Regions from separate parts of the Homo sapiens genome. Here all the other regions are linked to region 2. A link is a loop called in an ENCODE intact Hi-C map of the cell type or tissue named here. Cell type or tissue: heart right ventricle. All regions are shown on one strand. Region 1 has its middle 150 kb from the start of HACE1. Region 2 has its middle 220 kb from the start of HACE1. Region 3 overlaps HACE1 (HECT domain and ankyrin repeat containing E3 ubiquitin protein ligase 1). Region 4 holds the start of LOC105377918 (a long non-coding RNA gene).

Region 1 (5,000 bases), 66 kb before region 2:
GAATGAGGCCTTCCCAGCCTCCAGACCTGTGAGAAATAAATTTTTATTGTTTATAAATTACCCAGTCTATGGTATTTTATTATAGCAGCACAAATAGACTAAGGCATCTTCTATTCCATTCCCAGTTTGGTAAGTGGTTTTATCCAGAAGGGTTGTTGGACTTTGTTAGATACAATACTTTTACTGTGTCTATTGAAATGATCACGAGGTCTTTGTCATTTATTCTGTTTATATGGTTTATTACACTGATTTTTGTTTGTAAACAAACTTTGTTAACTTGCATTACTTGGATAAATCCCACTTGGTCATGGTGTATAATCCTTTTTATATGTTGCTGGGTAAGTTTGCTAGTATTTTATAGAAGATTTTCTAACTTATATTTACAAGGAACCTTGGCTTATAGTTTTCTTTTTTGTGATGCTTTTGCCTGGTTCTGGTATCACAATAATACTGGCCTCATAGAATGAGTTGGGAAGTGTTCCCTCTTGTTCTATTTTTTTTTTTAGAAAACTGCAAAGAATTGGTATTGTTTCAATGAGTGGTAGAATTCACTCAGAGAAGCTGTCTGGTCCTGAGATTTTCTTCATGGTAAATTTAAAATTAGTAACTTACGCTTTTTATCTGTTACAGATTTACTGAGATTTTCTATTTCTTCTTGAGTCTTGTTTTGTGTTTGCATTTTCTAGGAGTTTTTCCATTTCATCTAAGTTATCTAATTTATTGGTATATGGTTTTTCATAGTATTCCTTTGTAATGCTTTTTATTTCTGTAAGATTGATAGTGATCTTTCTTTTTTTCCTGATTTTGGTAATTTGAGTCTTTTTCTTTGTCAGTCTACACAAAATTACAGTAGTAATTTATCTATAGGACTTTTATGTGTAGAGTTTGCTTTAATACAGGAATTAAACAAAAATTCCTGAAGGCATTTCTTCTCATTTCTTGGTCTTCCCAGGATGTAACCTCCCCGTTTTCTCTCTACCATGCTCATAAGGATTGCTTACTCCTTCCTTTTATCCCCCAGTTATGCCATCCTCTTCTTTGTCCTTCAGGACACAATTTTGATCTCATATTCCAACATCTAATCAAATCAAGGGGTCCAGTGAAGTACATTTCAATGTCTGTGTGTGTTTCTTTGGTGTCTTTGCCCAATCTCGTGTAGCACTACTGACTCCAGCCTTTTTATTTTAAATTATCACAATTCAGAAATTCACTTTACTTCATAGACGTATTCTAAGTTTCATGCTTGGGAAGTCTATTTTGTTCATGCCATTTGAATTCAAAGTTTAACAACAAACTTGCTGCATCATATTTAGACACCCAGGATTTTGTTTCTGGAAGGATTTTAGAGATTATCCAGGATTAAGCAGCAGCCACTCAGTACCAGTCAGTTGTTGCCAGATGGGAATGAGAACCTACTGTGGCTGGATCTTCTCATTAAAACAAACAAACAAACATAAATCTGGATATTCGTGGGAAACCTCCAAATTTTTAAATGAAAGCAATGAATTAAAAACTCTTAAAACTGTGCTAACGTCAAGGACCCTGTTCTTTTAGTTTATTTGTATCCTGTTTTGTCCTCAGCACGCAATGGATTGGTAATGTTCTTGAAGAGTTTAGTTTAAGGAATTCTAGGAGATTATAGGTCTTGCTGTATCTTAAGAATGACATAAACAAAAAAAAGTTATTATCTTCCGCCCTTTAATATAAATATAGGCTATTTGGAACCAGATGGGTATTAAGAAGCTATGTGAGTGAACTTTCTTCCCTCCTTAAACTTTTACACTTGATTAACTAGTCATTTATGAAGTTGGATCTTCAAAGACACTTTATATTAGCCCTGGGAGTTGTCCCTTCTACTCAGCTAGAAATTGAAGTGATACTTTAAAATTAAGCATCTGTTCTCCTATTCAGCTCAAGCTTTAAGGATTGGTGTCTTCTGGAAGTGAGGTGTCCATAAAGAAGCATCCTGGGCAATTTGACATTCATAGAAAATGGCTTGGAAAACATGCCCATGGTGAGTCCAGCACCATTGTTCGAGGCAAAACTGTCAACATGTTTAAAGCCATCCTGGGAAATGACTAAAGACACGCACATTTTAAAAACTGAAAACGAGTGCTATTTGTTTTGGAGCTAGAGATAGAATACCCCTTTTGATCTTTTTCTTTTTCTCCCTGGCTGATCTCGGGATTTGATTTCTCTATTCAGAAAAAGAGCGTGGTTGAACATTTTGCTCCCTTAAGAGTTTCTGAGCCCTTAACAGCTGACTGGCATAGTCCATAGTTTCCTGATACCTTTCTTAAGATTTCCTTCCTGAGGAAACTGTGTCTCACAGAGGAGGAACGACGCCTCTGACCACATCCTGCTGTTCTTGTGTGTGGTTGAGCAGTTTTTATCAGATCTCAGGGAAAGGCAAGGTGAAGTCACCTCCTAACACTTCTCTTTTTTCCCTATAGACGTTTAGAACTAGAAGCCTTAGAGCTGGCACAACTGGATGTGTAAATATGTTTTGCCAAGTAAGGAGATCCATTTAAACAGGGACCATTTAATGGTGAAAATGAAAATCTTGAGCATTCAGCCTGGGAGATGACTGATGCTGGAGAATGCCAATAAATGTATAAAAATCTCTCTATTGAAAAATCAAAGTGCTTTTACATCCTTGTCTGTGACTTCTGTTTTTAATCCATTTAGGCAATGTTGATTTTTTCTCTCTTAATGAATAGCAATTGAGCTGTACATTTTACATACCAGTAAGTGACTACGAGATGCTTTTGAAAATTAGCCACCAGCAAGTACATTTCACATCTGAAGCAACATTTTGGCAGATGGACTCAGCTTAAAATTGGGACTGCCGTGAATAGTCCCAATTTCAGAATCAAGTTAATTCCATGTGGAACCCCACCAAACCTTTAGGCATTAAACGGAGCATGGTGTAAATCCTCGATGTGTACATTGCACTTGATGAGATGGCTGGCCATCCTAGTAAAAAGTGAGTCCAGAGGCTAGACATCTGGTGTGGTTGTTTTTGCAAAATACATTGTCACATTGCAGCATATAGAAAAATAATAATTGTCATTCTCTTTTGCCGCCATTCCTCCCAGGAGTGTGTTTTTGTCTGCTCTCCTGTCAAAATTATGTTAAACAGTAAAAATAAAAAATATGCTTCATAGTTTTCCAAACTTATCTTTCTCAGTTGGTTGCTCTTAAGGAATGTGACTTATGACCTCTACTTTTGGATGCTGCAGTTTCTTTCTTTCTCACGCATATAAGTAAGGTCTGCTCACAGGGTAAAGGAGGAGGATGTATGTTTTTCCAATGCCGACTTTCTTTTATTACCTGCTTGTATTTATATCAAAGAACATGTTGTATTTCCTCCTTTTCTGAAAGTCACTTACTCCACTTCATTTTGCTTTCCAGTTCTGGTTAATATTTATTATTTTGAAGTCTTAGTTTTATTTTCGTAAACGTTGAGATCTGTGACTTCAAATTATTATTCATTTACCCATTATAAATATCTTTTTTTTTTTTTTTGAGACAGTCTTGCTCTGTCACCCAGGCTGGAAGATAGTGGTGCAACCTTGGCTCACTGCAACCTCTGCCTCCCAGGTTCAAGTGATTCTTGTGCCTCAGACTCCCGAGTAGCTGGGATTACAGGTGTGCACCACCATGCCTGGGTAATTTTTGTATTTTTCGTAGAGACAGGGCTTTGCCATGTTGGTCTCGAACTCCTGGCCATGAGTGATCTGCCCACCTGGACCTCCCAAAGTGCTGGGACTACAAGCATGAGCCACCGCGCCCAGCCCATTATAAATATCTTTTAAGTGTTTAATTTACTGGAGTATCAAAATACTTAAATTGATGAAGCTAGTATGGCTTGTTTACCATGAATTCTAACTTTGAGATGTTCTGAAAGTGAAGTTAAGTAGAATGTAATGATTTGATCCATATATCTCACCTCTTCAGTCCAAGGGCTGTAGGTTAGAAGTTAGAATGGGAAAGGAGTAGAGGTGTTTTTTCGTCTCTCTTCTGTCTGGAAAACTAACCCTATCCTGTTGTACATTTGTCAAATCCTACTTGTCCTTCAAGCATCTTGATACACTGGTAGCATTAATCATGTATTATACAACTCCTTACACTGATGCACTATGAAAAGCTTCTTTCATGCAATGTTTCTTTAAATATAGGAAGTTTTAATGGACATTTGGGGCCATGCTTTCAATTACACTTTGAAGAGACTTTCCCCAAATTGCTACTGTCAAAGAGAACCCTATGTTAAAAAAGAGGGGACAGAGCAATTTATATCAATGAAAAAAATTTCTAAACTTTATTGCAATCACTGTATTGTTCACCAACAAAAAGGTAGACTGTATTTTGAAGGCTTCTACTAGAGACTGCGCTGCCACTTGGCTGAATTGCCGTGGCTTTACTGTGAGTGAATCTCTGCCCCTAAAATGAAATCTCTTCCTTAGTGTGGTTATAAGTTTTCATTCTTTCATAATAAATCTAGCCCAAAGACATTTCTTTACTGTAAATTTGCCTCCACAGAAGTGCTCATAAACAGTATCTGCCTCCATTACCTGTGGTAGACCCAAGTTTGACCATTTTGTAGAGTAAGCATATGCACTAAGAATCAATATGTGTTTTATTAGCACCAAGAGACTCATTGGATTGCTTTTTTTTCTTTTTACCTTTATGGGCAATTGCTATAAAAAGGTAAATTAAAAAGTTAACCATCTGCTACCTCACTTTTCATTTAAAATCTTTTATTTGATTACTCTTTCCAGGTAATCAATGCTTTCTATTTTGCTATTATGCTAGCTAGTGAATGAAGGTGGTTTTCACTTATAGCTTTTATTTATCTAACGGTATTGTCAGAGTCACAGTCTTTATGCGTCCTATTAGTAGTCTGGAAAATATTTCTTACTACATCGAAACAGAACAAAATTCAATTTAGAAATATAATTTCCTGCCATGGAGACACTTGATAACAGGGGGGAGATTAA
Region 2 (5,000 bases):
CACACCAACATGGCACATGTATATATATGTAACAAACCTGCACGTTGTGCACATGTACCCTAGAACTTAAAGTATAATAATAAAATATATATATATAAAGAAACTTGGCAAAAAAAAAAAAAGAATCACCATACTGTGTGTTTATTAGCTTTTTCACATGTTGGGAGAAGATAATGTAGCAGGAGATATAGATTGTTCGCCCTTTTCTTTCCTTCCTGTTTCCCACTCTTCTACTTCTCTTCTGGCTGTAATGCTGAGGCAGGTAGCAAATCCGCTACCTTCTGGGTCCTCTAGCCCTAATTCAAAGCTCATTTCTGTGACCTAGTTATTGGGTCTTGTTATGGTGAGGCTTTTGATTCTTGCCCTGATTGAATAGTTGCCCATGATTTAAAAAAAGAGGCAAAGGCACTGAAAAAAAAAAAAAACTGTGATGAAAAGGCCATTTTATAAACTTACCTGTTGCCAACATTTTATTTAATGAAACATGATCTGGTGGCTACACAAAGCACTTATTAATGATAATCAGCCAAACTCAGACTTATCCTGTGTTTCCTAGCTGGTCTCCTGGCCCCCTTCAAATCTTCTTCCACAGTCCACCAGGAAAAGCTACCAAATGATATGGAAAAACTATCATAAAGTTCAGAATAGTGGTTACTTTGGGGTAGGTGAGTGAGTGTGGGCAGTTGTAGAATTTGGGGAAGTCTTATGGGGACATCAGAGGCACTGGTAGATTTTTTAAAGTTGGGTGGTGTATTAGGCTGTTCTTGGGTTGCTATGAAGAAATACCTGAGACTGGGTAATTTATAAAGAAAAGAGGCTTAACTGATTCGTGGTTCTGCAGGCTGTCTAGGAAACATGGCTTCTGGTAAGGCTTCAGGAAGCTTTTACTTATGGCAGAAGGTGCGTTGGGAGCTTCTATGTCACATGGCGAAATCAGGAGCAAGAGAGGGTGGGAGGGGAGGTGCTGCACACCTTTAAATGACCAGATCTTGTGTGAACTCAGAGCGAGAGCTTTACTTGCACCAAGGGGATGGCCCAAGCCATTCATGAGGAATCTGTTCCCATGATCCAAATCCCTCCCACCAGGCCCCACCTCCAACGTTGGAGATTAAAATTCAGTATGAGATCTGGAGGGGAGAAACGTCCAAACTCTATCAGATAGTAAGTATACACATTCATTTTACTGGTACTTTTCTACATTTCACAAATATTATTTATATCTTTTACACATATTTTAAAATAAAAAATATTTTATAATTTAAAATTATGAAAATGATTTTAGAAATAATCCAGATTGCTTTTCTTCTTGGCTCTCTGAAGCCTCTGTTCACCAGCCTCTAGAAGTATGAATTTAAAAACTTCCTTATTAATCCACATATGCCTAGCATATGAGGCTCTACCCGTCAGTACTCTGGTTGCAAGTGACAGAAATCCAACTCAAATTATTTGAGCTCTCCGCCAACTCAAAGAAAAAAAGAAAAAAAGGAGAAATTGTTGACTTACATAACAAAGAAGGACAGGTGTGCAGTTAATTTTGGGTCTGGCCACACTCAGGAACTCAACAACGTTAGTTCTCTCTTTTTTTTCTCTCAGCTATGTTTCTCTTTGCATGCTGGCTTTGATTTCTCTTACTACAGATAACTTAATCCATCTGGCCAGGCAAGATAGTCACATGCAGCTCCAGCTCACATTGTTCTTATAACTCGGGGTCGTAGAAGTAAATAAAGGATCTTTCCTGATAGCCAGGGCTAGCAACATAAGTTGTGGGGTCCCATGTTCAAAAAGCAGGAAAAAAGTGTACTAAATATACTAAACTGGAAAGTTTTTTCTTTTCTCCTGTATTCTTTTAGTTTGTCATGGTGTTTAAAAAATTTCCCATTGAATATCTATGTAAAGAAAAATTAAAAATTTAAATTATGAACATGAATCTTACCATTTATATTGTGTGGTGCCAGTTTCCAATGCAAATATAAGAGCCTTTAATTCATATATGGAATCACTGAAGTTACACAATTTATATTTGGCATATGTATTTTGTTCTTACTAGAACAGTGGAAATGATTGCAAAACTAACTTAACTGTTTATGTTTCACTTCCTGATGCACTTACAGCTACCAGTGCTCTTCAGCTTACTGATGAGTAAGGAAGGACTGAAAGGGAAAGGAACTATGGGTGGCCCTATCTTTCTCTCTTCTGCTATGCCATGATTTTCAGTGAGCTTGTCTAATAAAGAGAAGTAACACAAGTGAGAAAAGGATATGATAAAGTTATTTGTAGTTGTTTCTTAAAACACCATTGCTTGTCTTCTGCATTGGAAGCAAGTTCTGGTTTGAATGGAAGACATGACCCTCTTGGGGCTGTCAGCACCACCATTTATTCAGTTTTAAATATAACATATTTATTTGCACTCACTTCACGTCTTGTGGTACTTCCATGCAAAGTGAGTCTACTGGACTGCTGTGCTCACAGGGTGTCATAAATGCTATATTGCAAGTGAGGTGTGTATTTCTTTGCTCATGTGCATTCCCTATTGTCCCATTGGACATCACTTACAAAACATAAGATCCAAGCTGAAATTATTGAGAATTTCAAAATGGCATCAGCTGAGCAGTGAACCAAGTGCAAGACTCTTGTAAGCACAGGGGCTTTGCAACTAACAGGTCACATGCATGAAGCTGGACCAGCTGATAATCCTGATGGGGATTCTGATTGTCCCAGTTTGGGTCATGCGTCTATGCGTGATCCTTTTATTTGATCTAAGTGTATATGGAGCACTCAGATTGGCCAGGCCTGGCTCACTTGCCCACAGCTGGAGCTGAAAGCAGGGTGTTATCAGCCTCCTCAACTAGGAGGAGTAGGGGAGTGCTTCCTCAAAAAAATTAACAATGGGCAGACAACATATGTTTACTGTCAGGGGCCTTACATCTGCCCCTTCCTGCCCTTCACTTTCATTTCCTGCCAGTATTTTAATCCTCAAACATTTCACATGATTGTTTCTAGGACTCTTTTTTGATTGTTCCTAAGATAACCGGGTTCTTGTATGACTGTGCTGTTGTACATGCTGTTCCTTCTTGGAACGTATTTCCTCATCTCCTGGAAGACTAACAATTCTTTGGCACTCAGTTCAAATTCAGTTCATCCCTGGGGTCTTCTCTGACTTCCTCAGGCATAATAGTTACTCAGATCTTAAATACTTACAGTTTTTTAATTTGTTTTTTTTTGAGTCACAGCAATTTATTGCTTCTATTTCAAAGTATCTGTTTTCTTGTCTACTCCCTGGACCACCCCCCACTCCCACCACCACTGGTCTCTGGGCTCCTTGAGAGCGGGAACTGCGTCTTATCCTTTTTAAAAATCAATGCCCAGGGTAAAGCAAATGCCTGTTACATAACAGGTACATGTCTGTTGAATAAAGAAATGAAAGGGTGTCATCAAATAGTGTTTTCAAGTTACTGTCTCTAACATTAATCCTGTATCCTAGATGAATCACATATTTAGAATATCATTGGGAGCATCAGATAATTTTCAGATTCTTCTTTCTCAAGCACTGGGCTGTCTTCTGATTAAACTGAAGTATTTCTTGGTTAAAACTCTGAGAGGAAACTAGTTAAATGTACAACTCAGAAAAGTAATTTTTGAATTCAAATAAATCTCCAAGAGTCTATTTCCTAAGATGAAGCATACTGTCTAAGGGTTGGTCCTTGGATACTAGATGAGACGTCAAGATGCGTACTCTCTGCAGACAGGCAGAGGAGGTTGTTTCCCACCTTGCCCACTAAGCAGATCAGCCTGGGCTTTCGGGAACTCAGCAGCTACACTGTCATGAATATGAGACCCGCCATATATCACTTTTTGTCTTGATGTTCTTTCTCATATAATATGCTTTTTTTTTGTATTAGTGCCATCTAGGGGGTGTGAGAAAACACATATGAACCTGTGTTTTCCTTGAGACCCTCTTTCCAGACACTGCATGGTTAGAAGCTCCAGTCCAGCACATGCCAACATGAAAGAACTGCTGCTCAAAATTCTGCCTTTGGAAAATGTTCTGCAGGGAAGGAGCAGCCATTGGAACTGTGGGGGCAATTTTCCTTATGTGAGAAACGGGGTTAAACTGAGAGTTTGGAAGATCTTCTGAAACTGACTATATAACTCCTGGGTTCTAATAGAAAGGATTAAAAAAATGGATCTAAGTTATGCAAGAAGAAAGAGGCAAAAAACAGAATGACATAATAAAAATCAACTGATTAGCCATAAGATAATGGTATATGTGTGAATTAGGCTGAAGAGTGAAAACATCAAAAAGAAATATGACAATTCAGAATTGAGGAAGGGAAGAAAAAATCTTTATTGTCACAGTATCTGTTCTGCTTAGCAAAATCTTGATCTATTTCTTTCTACTGTACTTTAGGTTTAATCTGTAAATCTTGGCTGCTTTCTGAGGAAATGAAACATACAGATCATTTTATACAGTTCTACTTAAAATATTGTTTTATCTGGATAAATCACACTACTAGCCATTATTTGCAGTTTGACATCACATTAAAGTGCAGAAAAAGCTCCACATTTTGAACTTATTTTTCAGTGCATCATAATGGTAAAAACAAGCTGATAAACCCTTAAATATAAACTAAACTAAATGGAGTTTATAATTAAAAGACTGCCGGAATTTTAAAAACATAAAAATCAAGCTGGTCTTGTCTCTGCTCCCATATCTCTAGTCCTGAATACTTTTTTTTTTGCTAGTTTATTGATTCATAAACTGTTCACTATCCATCATACCTATAGGAAAACTGTAAACCATGATTAATGCACCCTGTAAACATTCTATTTGATTGGTCAGGATGCTGTACCCTCATAGAAAAATTAATCACTTAAATCAATATCAAATTGAGATCTATGGTTAGGATATTTTAAAAGCCGCTGCCTCTAATCATTATTTGGTGATTTTTCTAGTCCTGAAAGAAGATGAATGTTGTATCAGCTAATGACATCTGATTCAG
Region 3 (5,000 bases), 130 kb before region 2:
TATTAGCAAGCGACATAATTTTACCTTTTGAAACTTAAGATACTATAGTGTACAAAAAAAAGAGATTGAATTCTTGGAAATAAAGTCAGGAGTTGAGTTCTTACATATTCATACTTAGAAATTTTAAATTCTACCCTCTCATTTTACATGAAATGACACTAATCCTAAAGAGTTAATGGCAAAACTGGGGCCAAAACCCAAGCCTCCTAATTTCAAGTCTAATGTTCTTCATACTATATGCAAAATTAATTGTGTCGAGGAAGAACTTACTTGATTTTTAATGTAAGTCATGTTAAGCTCTAGAAGATTATAATAGTTAAACACTTAATTTTTAAACCTATATGATTTGCCAGTGAGTGAAAATATTTTTAGAATCTTTTTTTAGATTGTTCACCTTGTAGCATGTTTATTATTTTATTTTACACTGGAGGCCTACCCTCAATTAAGGGTAATGAAGTCATAGAATCTTTATTAAGCAATGATTGCCTTTGATAAGAGAACCATAAACATGATTCTTATCTGTGAATACTATATCTGGTGAGGTTTGTCACTCCTTTCAGATATATATGACAAAGTGGAAAGATCTAGTAACAATTGTATTCCAGTGCTTTGGGAGACTAAGGCAGGGGGATTGCTTGAGGCCAGGAGTTCGAGACAAGCCTGGGCAACATAGTGAGACCTCATCTCTATAAAAAATAAAAAAATTAGCCAGGCCTAGTTTTGTGTGGCTACAGTCCTAGCTATTCTGGAGGCTGAGGTGGGAGGATCACTTGAGCTCTGGAGGTTGAGGCTACAGTGAGCCAAGATGACATTACTGCCCTCTAGCCTGAGTGACAGAGCAAGATCCTATCACTTAAAAAAGAAAAAAAAATGTGTATGAGGTATATCTATATTTATGCTTGCATCTCCTAGCAGCACCCCCCCTTACTATGACATGATTTTTGTTTAGATTTTTAAAATATTATTAATTTTTTTGTATTTGTGTATTTTAATGAAATCTAGAAAGATGGAAAATATTGAATAAATAAGAATAAGTAAGAATATGCTCACATTGAGGATATACCCTTCATTGTGCATCTCACCAGAGGTGGGAATACTATTTTAATATTAAAGAGCTTGAAACTTTTGTTTCTCAGTTTAATACTATATATATTTACATTTTGTTTAATTGCTTGGTTGATTAGAGGCTAACTTTTTTAAGTAATTAGGAGTGTTAATAGCAGGGTCTTGATTATTAATGTTATACATTCTCAGCTTTCATTTTTTTTATATAAACATTTCTCACAATAAATTGAGCCTTTTTTTTCTAATGTTACCAGTATAGTAATTGTGTATCAAATTGTTGAGGTTTCAACATATAATGCTTATTTAATAAATAACCTGATTCATATAAAACTCTTAAAAATCTTTAGAAACACATCACATTTTACCTTGCTTAAAATTGTTAAGATATTCAGTTTACAAAATGTTACTTTAAAATTTTCAAACCCTGTTTCTTGGAAATACTATTGATTTTTGGTTTGTTCTTTTTTTTTGCTTATACATTCTGTTATGAACTTTTCTGTTACTTTAGAGTCAGCTTTTTACTTTATAGGTAGAAAGTTTTTTTGTCATGTTTAGAGTTCGACTTTATAATTTTGAACTATTGAAACTTAAATGACTTGCTAAACTTGTTAGAGGGCCTTTGTAAACTGATCTCCACATGGGGGAGTCCCTTATTCCCAAGTTTTATTAAAAGGCTTTGGTGATTATAAAGTGAAACCAAATAGATGAAAATACCTTTAATTTAAAAAGCAATATGTTAAATAAATACAAGCAATATAGGCAGATGTATATATATTAGTTCCACATTTGAAATATAATACTCTTAAATTAGTTAGATATGGCCTCTTTTGCTCATATTTTCAGTTCTAGCATTTAGAATTGAAGCTGTAGGGGTTTAAATGTTAGCATCACTTTTATAATATTAGTCATAAAGTTCATCCAGGCTTGGAGAAAAAAAAGAAGATAAGAGTAAGATGGGGCAGGTATCAGGGAATGGATGAAGTGGTATGGAAGTTGAATTATAGAGGTGAAGCATTAAGTGGTCGAGTAGGAGTAAGGATGGGAAGAAGGAAATGTTCTGGGCTTACAGGAAGGCACAGAGGTGACAGAGCATGCTTTGGGAAACCACAAGTAGATCAGAGTTGTGGAGCTTAGCTTAGATGGAAAAGTAAGCAAGTAGAAAAAGATGATGTGGGGAAGGGAGAAAGTGGCCAAATTCTGAAAGACTTTGCATCCACAAATAGTACTTTGAAAATTATTCTGAAGTCTGTGGAGATGATTGCAGATGTTAAAGAGGGAAATGACATGATCAAATTTCAGTTAAGAAAACAAAAAGAAACAACCAAACTCAGCTTGGAGTGTGAAAAATGGGTTGAAATGGGGCGGTACTAGAGTCAGGACAACTGAGAGGAGGCTGTGGCATTTTGGTTTGGGGAAGCATGCATGAAGAATTATGTAAGGCAAGTGGCAGTGAAGATGGAGAAAATGGAATAGCTTTTAAGCTTTTGAGGATAATAGAATTTATAGAACTTGGTAATTGGGAAGATGAGAAAGAGGAAGGACTCAAGGATAACTGCCACTGTTGTGGATTGGGCCACCTAATGTCTGATAGTGTTGCCATCATACTCTTCATCAACCTCATTATCATTAATTCTGTTTTTTAGTGATAATAATTACTACTTATTGAGTGCTTTGTGTTTCATGTATCTGAACCATGTTCTTTATGTTTCTCATTTCCTGTAACAGCCTCTTGAGATAGCTATTTCTCTTTATTTAGTGTGGAAACAGCCTTAATATTAAAACATTTGACATTTATTAGGTTTTTATAATGTGCTAGGCACTGTTTGATGTGCCTTATGGGTATTATACTTAACTCTGTGAGGTGGAGATACCCCTTTCTACAGGTGAGGAAACAGAAGCATATAGGAGCTAAGTAGCTTTCTCCATGCAGTCTGTAAATTTCAAGCCTGCTTGTGCAGGGGCCATCCAGTCTTCTCTGTATGGTTCCAATATTAGTATACGTGCTGCTGAGACAAGCACTTGAGCCTGCTTGTAACTACAACACTGCATTTCTTTAGACGTTAAATAACTGCCCGAGGGCACAAAACTTGTAACTGATGTTTTCTTATTTTAAATGGATGTCTATAAGACAGTGTAACTGCTAGGCTTCTCATTTACTAAGGCAGTGAATGTGAACAAAGTAGCAAATACAAATTTAGTATGTTTTAACGATTTCATTTTAATATGGTTTTATTGCTAGTCTTATATGATTAAATTTTTAGTGCTAGCTTTGCATGATTTATTTAACATACACATTTAATGCACATACAAGCACAAAATACAGACTTTTATCCATAGATTATTGACTTAAAGTGGATTCTTTATATGCATCTTTAGAAAAGTATACAGGTTGAGCATCCATAATTCAGAGTACCCCAGAGTCTGAAACTTTTCGAGTACTGACATGAAGCCATAAGTGGTAAATCCCATACCTGATCTCATATGACCAGGGGGCACTCAGAACACAAGCATACAACATACAGTTGTTTCAGCATCCCCAAAGGAAAAAAGACCCTCCCAGCCCCCTTCTGCTGCATATATATTTTTTCTTCAACACACCAAGATTCCATCATGCAAGCATGCCCACAAGGGTAATAAATGACATGTGCAGGACGCATATGCCAAGAGCAGGTTCCCCACTGTGCCCCACGTGGGGCCAAGGCCGATGTGCATTTGTGCATTACTCATGTCTTTTCTTTTCTTTTGCTTATTTTCTGCTCTGTGGTGCAGAGGTATTGTTGGGAATGTCAAAAAGGCCTGCAGATACCCCTGTGGGTAACAGTGACAGGGAAAAGAGGGAGCATTTGTCTTTATCCGTAGCACAGAAAGTCAAGCTGTTGGAGAAACTGGACAGCAATATAAATGTGAAATGTCCTACAGAAGAGTATGGTGTTGGAATGACCACACTATATAACTTGAAGAAACAAAAGAATAAACTGTTGACGTTCTGTGCCAAAACTGATGAAAAGAAGTTAATGAAAAATAGAATAACACTGCATAAAGCTAAAACTGAAGATCTCAATTGTGTATTTAAAGAGTGGATTTGTCAGCCTAACAGTGAACACTTGCCACTTAATGGTATGCCGATCATAAACAAGCAAAGATCTATCATAATGAAGTGAAAATTGAAGGGAACTCTGACTTTTCAACAGGCTGGTTGCAGAAATTTAAGAAGAGACATGATATTCATTTTTTAAAGATTTGTGGCAATAGAGCATCTGCTGATCACAAAACAGTGGTGAAATTCAGTGAGGAATTTGCCAAGGTCATTGCTGATGAAAATCTGATGCTAGAACAAGTCTATATTGCTGTTAAAATATCACTATTTTGTTGTTGTTGCCTCAGAAAGACACTGACTACAGCTGATGAGACAGCCCCTGTGGTAGGCTACCAAGGACAGAATAAATGTGCAGGGATGTCCTAGTGCAACAGGCAAGTGTAAGTGTAAATTTGCCATGATAGGCAAAAGCCTGTGTTCTCAATCTCTTCAAGGAGTGAATTTCTTACCAGTCCATTATTATGCTAGCAAAAAGGCATGGATCACCAGGGAAAATATTTTATACCAGTGGCTTGTGTTTACTGCATGGTGACTGCAAGACTTTGTTATTCCCTAACAACTGCTCTGCTCATCATCCAGCTGAAATTCTCATCAAAAATAATGTGTTTGCCATGTATTTTCCCTCAAATGTGACTTCATTAATTCAGCCATGTGACTGAATTAATCAGTCACATTAGATCAGTGAAGAATAAATATAACACTTTGTTGCATAGACTGCTAGCATCAGTGAACAGAATTGTAATTGTGGAAGGTTTTCAAAGGGAGTTTAATATGAAGGATGTTGTGTATGCTGTTGCCAGTGCTTGGAACACAGTGAGTAAAGACACAATTGTGCATG
Region 4 (5,000 bases), 110 kb after region 2:
GTTGTTTCAAGATGTCACACCAGTGTCATGCTGGCCAGAGATGATCCTGACAACCATCCCTGCTCCAGGTGATATTAGGAGCGCCCCGGTCTATACTCTGGTTTACCTGTTTGTGTCTGACCCTCTCCAGCTCTCATCTGCTGACCACCAACTCTCCCCTTGCCTCCTGCATAACCTCCCTTTGCTTTATTTGTTTCTGAGATGACCATCCGCTTAACAGTGTCAGAGCTGACACTGATGTGGCCCAACCTCGCCCCCTATCGGATGTGGAAATTGAATTTCCTCTGGAGTGTTCTTGCCCAAGGTTGTACCATCTCTCCTATAACACAGCCTCAGTTATTTGAGAACCACAATGAGGCTCAGAACTCCGACTTTTGTGTTCACTAAGTATCTTCTCTCTCTGCGACGTGCCAGAACTGATGAGTGAGGGTTGGAGCTATGCTCTTCCTGTAAACTCTCCAAACTTTATTTGCCTAACTTCTGATGAAATGTTTGTATTTGAACCCTGCTGTGAAGATAGATATATACTTTAAAAGCCTATTGAAAAACACTGTGGAAAATCAAAATGTCCTGTGGAGAGAAGACACTTCTACTTCCATGAGAAAAGGAGGAAGCGTTGTGCAGAGCGGGTAGTGAGGGGTCTGTGGTTTTATCGACATCCTGACACGGATTGAGGGAAGTGCCAACATAGCTCTCCTAACTTCCCCCGGGAGGGCCCATCAATCGAAATGAGCTCTTGTGCATGTGATTCAGATGTCACTGAGTTTTCTGGTCTCATTCTTTTCTTGGAAGGAAGGAGGGCTCCAAAACTGGGGATAGGTTATCCGTGCTCTGAGTCTGAGAAGGGGATTTGGGGGAGGCTTAAGGTAGAAACAAAAGATCTCAGTTTTGCCATCCAAATCAACCCATGGCCAGATCAGATTTAGGGTAAGAAATCTATTTTTGTGCTTTGGACATTTCCCTCATCTAATTGTGTGTGTGTGTGTGTGAGAGAGAGAGAGAGAAAGAAAGAAAGAGAGAGAGAAAGAGAGAGAGTGTGTAAGCAAGCGCACCTTGGAAAAATTTGAATATTGCCAAGTACAGGGGGAAAGATTTTTTTCTTTTTAAACTTAGGTCAGATAACTAGGACACCAGAGTGCCCTGAAGGGTGGGGCTGGGGGGAGTAGCAGGCCTTCCTTAGTATCCTTGCACGGGAAGGGGTCTTGGGCATGTCTGGCTCTTTGGATGGTGCATTTTCACATTGTATTCATTTCCACAGGTTTGAGCTGTGCCTTTTTCGGCTTCAATCAGCAGAAATAGATTTTTTTTTCTTTTTTCTGGTGAATAGTTGACAATGTAGGGGAAGTCAAGTTTTATAGGCTTTACTCTGTATCTCCACACGTGCCTGTTTTTCCCATACAGGATACTTCAACTTATGAATAGGCTATGTTCCAGAAGTTTATTTTGGATCAGGTTTCTGAACCTGAACAGCATGTTAATGGGCTTCCAGGGGCTACTGAAGTTCCCGAGAGTGCGAGCAAAATTTTGCATGTTGTGTGCACAGTGCGTATTTTCTGGTGAGGAAATCCACAGCTGGTATTGAGTTCTGAAAGGAGGCTTTGATTCCCTGGTGTTAGAAACACTGGTAATCAGCTGTTTGGAGCTTTTAATGCATGATTCAGAAATGGACTCTGCCCCAAGAAGCTGAAAGCCTAGCGAGGGAGATAAGACACAAACATAAATAGCTCTAAAGGTTTGACAAAGTGTTCTGGACGTTTTGAGACAAAGGGATGACTTTGGGCATCAGGCAGCAAAACGGCTGCTTTTTTCAGAGAGAATCAGGTGTATGCATAAGACCGTATGAAGGGCGTGACTTTAAAGAAAAGGGGCCCATTCATACGTGAGACATTTACAAATTCGTTATTTGTAAACCTTTGCCTTGATTTGAAGATAGCCAAATGGTGTCTATGGCCACAAACACATTCTTTGCCAAATATAAACAACTTCAAAATAAAAAGCGATGCTGATTTTACTGTTTTCTCCTTTAGACCACATCAGTCTCATTTAAGAATACGTTAAAAGCAGACGTTGGATTTCACTTTTTGGCACTGTAACTGGACGTGCTATCATAAAGTCATATCTAGGCAATGAATGGAATGTTTTTCCTTTTTTTCAGTCACAGCACGCCTGGAAATTGGAAACAAAAGCAGAATGTCCCTGAGGTCCCCTTCTATTTATTCCTCCTGAGGTCCCCTTCTGTTTATTCCTCCTGTAGTCTAGCTTGAAGTGACATTCTCTGACCACTAGATGGCACTCCTGCATAGGCGAGCCGAGCCCGGACTTACCCGGTTTACTAAGGGCGGGGCTGCAGTCCCCCATGACTCCTGAAAGTGATGGCTGAGCCTGATAAATGAACTCACGGAGGCAGAAACTCAAATAGAGTTGTGTAAAAGAGACTTTCATGAAATCAAATCGATGATATTTGCGATGACAAAATGCAGGAACTGCTTGTCTGCTTTTCACATTTACATTTTTAAAAATTTGAGATGCTTCCGGCATGACTGTCGCTGGGCCCTAGGTACGATAGATAAATTAATATACACAAAAATGAATTCTCGCCTTCCTTCAAAACTGGCTGTTCTTTTACATTTCCGTTTTTCTTAGCGGGACCGCCTGTTTTCCAGGTTCCAGAGCTGAGTGTTTTCTGTGCTACATCTTTGATTTTTCTCTCTTCCTCTCCCCTATTGTACCATCACGTCCTGTAGTTTGTTTCTTTAAGGTATCCTCTGGGTCCCCTGTTTCCTCTTCCATTCCAGTGTCATAAAACCTCTGCAGTATTTAAAAGTATATAATACAATTATTTAAACGATCATAAAACCTCTGTGGCATTTAAAAGTACATAATACAATTATTTAAATGGTAAATAAAATTATTTAATAAAATTACTTAAATAGTAATTACATCAAGGTTAATTCAGTAGCCTTTTAGATGAACTTTAAAAATCATTTTCAGTAAGGAAAACTGTCACAGCCTCTAAAATATAGTTTATTCAATCATTTACTCATTGATTAATTTCATCTACTCCTTTAACAAATTTCATGAGCTCCTCTTCAGATACTGTTTTAGAGGCTGTGTCAGACTAGGAAGGATTCCTTAAAGATAATGGAAGTGGGTTACTACCCTCAAGGAGTTCCTGTGCCACTTCTGTACTCAAGAATATATGAGTCTGTAGGACCTCTGGGGAAGGGAGGAGTGACTTGTCATGTCGTGAGCTGCCTTGAATGGAGTGAAATTTTCCATTGTTGATCTGTCTATACTTGCTGTTTTGTGGCTAGCAAACTGATTTGCTGTAACCTTGTCTGCTTCTCCAACATCATAGGTAAACAATAAATATATGTGGAATGAATAAGTAAATAAAAAGACATGACTGCAAATTATTCCGTAATTTTCATCACGATAATCCCAAATAGTTTAATAATATGGAAACCTTGCAAAACATTAGTCTTTAAATATTTGTCGAAATTTCCTTAGATAGCTCTGATTATTTCCAAGAAAAAAAATTGAGAATAAAACAATAAACATCTATGTATGCTGCTTTTTCAAATTATAACATTTTGTCATATTTGCTTCAGTTATTAAATAATTTAGTTTGTATTTTGATCGGATTCTATGTGCATGGAAAGAACAAAATTGTTAAAAACATATAATTGGTATAATAAACAATACCACCTGAATCCCCCTTGTCATAATTTCTTGCTCGTCAGAGGCAACCCATTTCAAATATGTTGCTATTTGCTTATTGGACTTATAATGCTATTTACTGATTTTTTTAGTTTTGATTCTCTACTATGGAATATGAGGATATAGGTGTTTTCATCCCTCTACTACTATCTATAAAATACTTGGAACCTCCCAAATTATTAACTATTTGAAATTCACATTTAAGTGGGTGCCCTGTATTTTTATTTGCTAAATCTTATAACCATAATCCCTAACCATACACATGAATACTTCCTGCTGAAACCTTTAAATTTAGTTACATTTCACTTTCAGCTTAATCACTCTTTGATCGTCTATGTTCTGAGGATCATGCAAATGCTAATCATTGTTGAGCCAGGTAACATATAAAATATCACTCATTTTGCTTCCTATTTTTTGTTTTTGTTTTCTTGGATTGAAAATTGCTTGGTTTTAGGTTTGCTCAATTTTCTTTGTATTTACCTAATTTACACTAATTTATCTTCTAACTTCTCCCATTGTGTAATTCTCAACTCAATATATTATCCAATCATTTCACTTCTCTGGACCTGCTGTCCAGCCTGTGTCTTGGGTTTCTCCCGTCTCCTTCCTCCTAGGATCCTTGCCATTGCTTTGCTATGAGTGATCTTCTGTCTGTCTCTGGGGTCCCACGTGTTCCTCTATATTTGTTTACTCCTATATTTTGGTGGGAACTCCATGAGAAAGCTTACTACCTGGATGGTAAATGGATTGAGAGTTTGCATATGTGGAAATGAATTTGTTCCACATTCACTCCTGATTATCCTTTTGGTTAAGAATAGTATTATATGTTGGGATTTATTTTGAAGGCACTGTTATATTACTTTCTAACAATGTTGCCGTTGAGAAGTGAAATGCCATTTGAAATCGGCCTTTTTTTTGGTCCCAGGTGTTCTGAAATTTTACAGTTATGTGTTTGCCCTAGCATGGGCCAATGTCCATCTGTTGTTCTAGAATCTTGATGGATACCTCAGCCTCCAGAGAAAAATATTAGAAAAAAAATTCAAAATTAGTCAACCAATAAATAACATTCATAACAAATTTCCACCAGAACGTCAACTTTTCTGTTGTTACCTTGAAATAATCAAAGTATAGTTTTTTCTTATTATGTAATATTACGCAGAAGGTTGTTACTTAAAAAATATAGTACTGAGGTCATTCCTAATAAGTATCCCAAATATTTTTGGAATACAACTCATAGTTTTTCCTGTCACTGCACACCCTCCGATCCCACTGAAATTTAA

What was found. Peaks named below come from ENCODE experiments on the same cell type or tissue, not always from the same donor. Only the 100,000 strongest peaks of a DNase experiment are listed, where the experiment ranks them.
Region 1: a loop joins it to region 2, with 4 times the contacts of the local background. A loop is called at or near these places in 8 of 110 quality-filtered maps.
Region 3: a loop joins it to region 2, with 4 times the contacts of the local background. A loop is called at or near these places in 5 of 110 quality-filtered maps.
Region 4: it touches region 2 in a loop (5-fold over the local background); 5 of 110 quality-filtered maps call a loop at or near these places.

Annotation. Positions count from the first base shown.
Region 1 is chr6:104,702,633-104,707,632 of GRCh38, reverse strand. No RefSeq gene overlaps it. Among named protein-coding and RNA genes, the nearest start is that of HACE1, 150 kb to the left of the region's middle. In heart right ventricle, no CTCF peak of the experiment used is centred here; a DNase peak (open chromatin) is centred at 2,350; H3K27ac peaks cover 1,459 bases.
Region 2 is chr6:104,636,980-104,641,979 of GRCh38, reverse strand. No RefSeq gene overlaps it. Among named protein-coding and RNA genes, the nearest start is that of HACE1, 220 kb to the left of the region's middle. In heart right ventricle, no CTCF peak of the experiment used is centred here; a DNase peak (open chromatin) is centred at 2,790; H3K27ac peaks cover 2,029 bases.
Region 3 is chr6:104,764,906-104,769,905 of GRCh38, reverse strand. The region is part of intron 19 of HACE1 (HECT domain and ankyrin repeat containing E3 ubiquitin protein ligase 1); the gene reads left to right. It also overlaps the pseudogene RNU6-897P. Among named protein-coding and RNA genes, the nearest start is that of HACE1, 93 kb to the left of the region's middle. In heart right ventricle, no CTCF peak of the experiment used is centred here; no DNase peak of the experiment used is centred here.
Region 4 is chr6:104,523,201-104,528,200 of GRCh38, reverse strand. It overlaps LOC105377918 (a long non-coding RNA gene), which reads left to right and starts at 729. Exons shown (of 5, transcript XR_001744272.2): 1 at 729-927. In heart right ventricle, CTCF peaks have their summits at 253 and 2,282 (motif pointing right); a DNase peak (open chromatin) is centred at 2,320; H3K4me3 peaks cover 750 bases.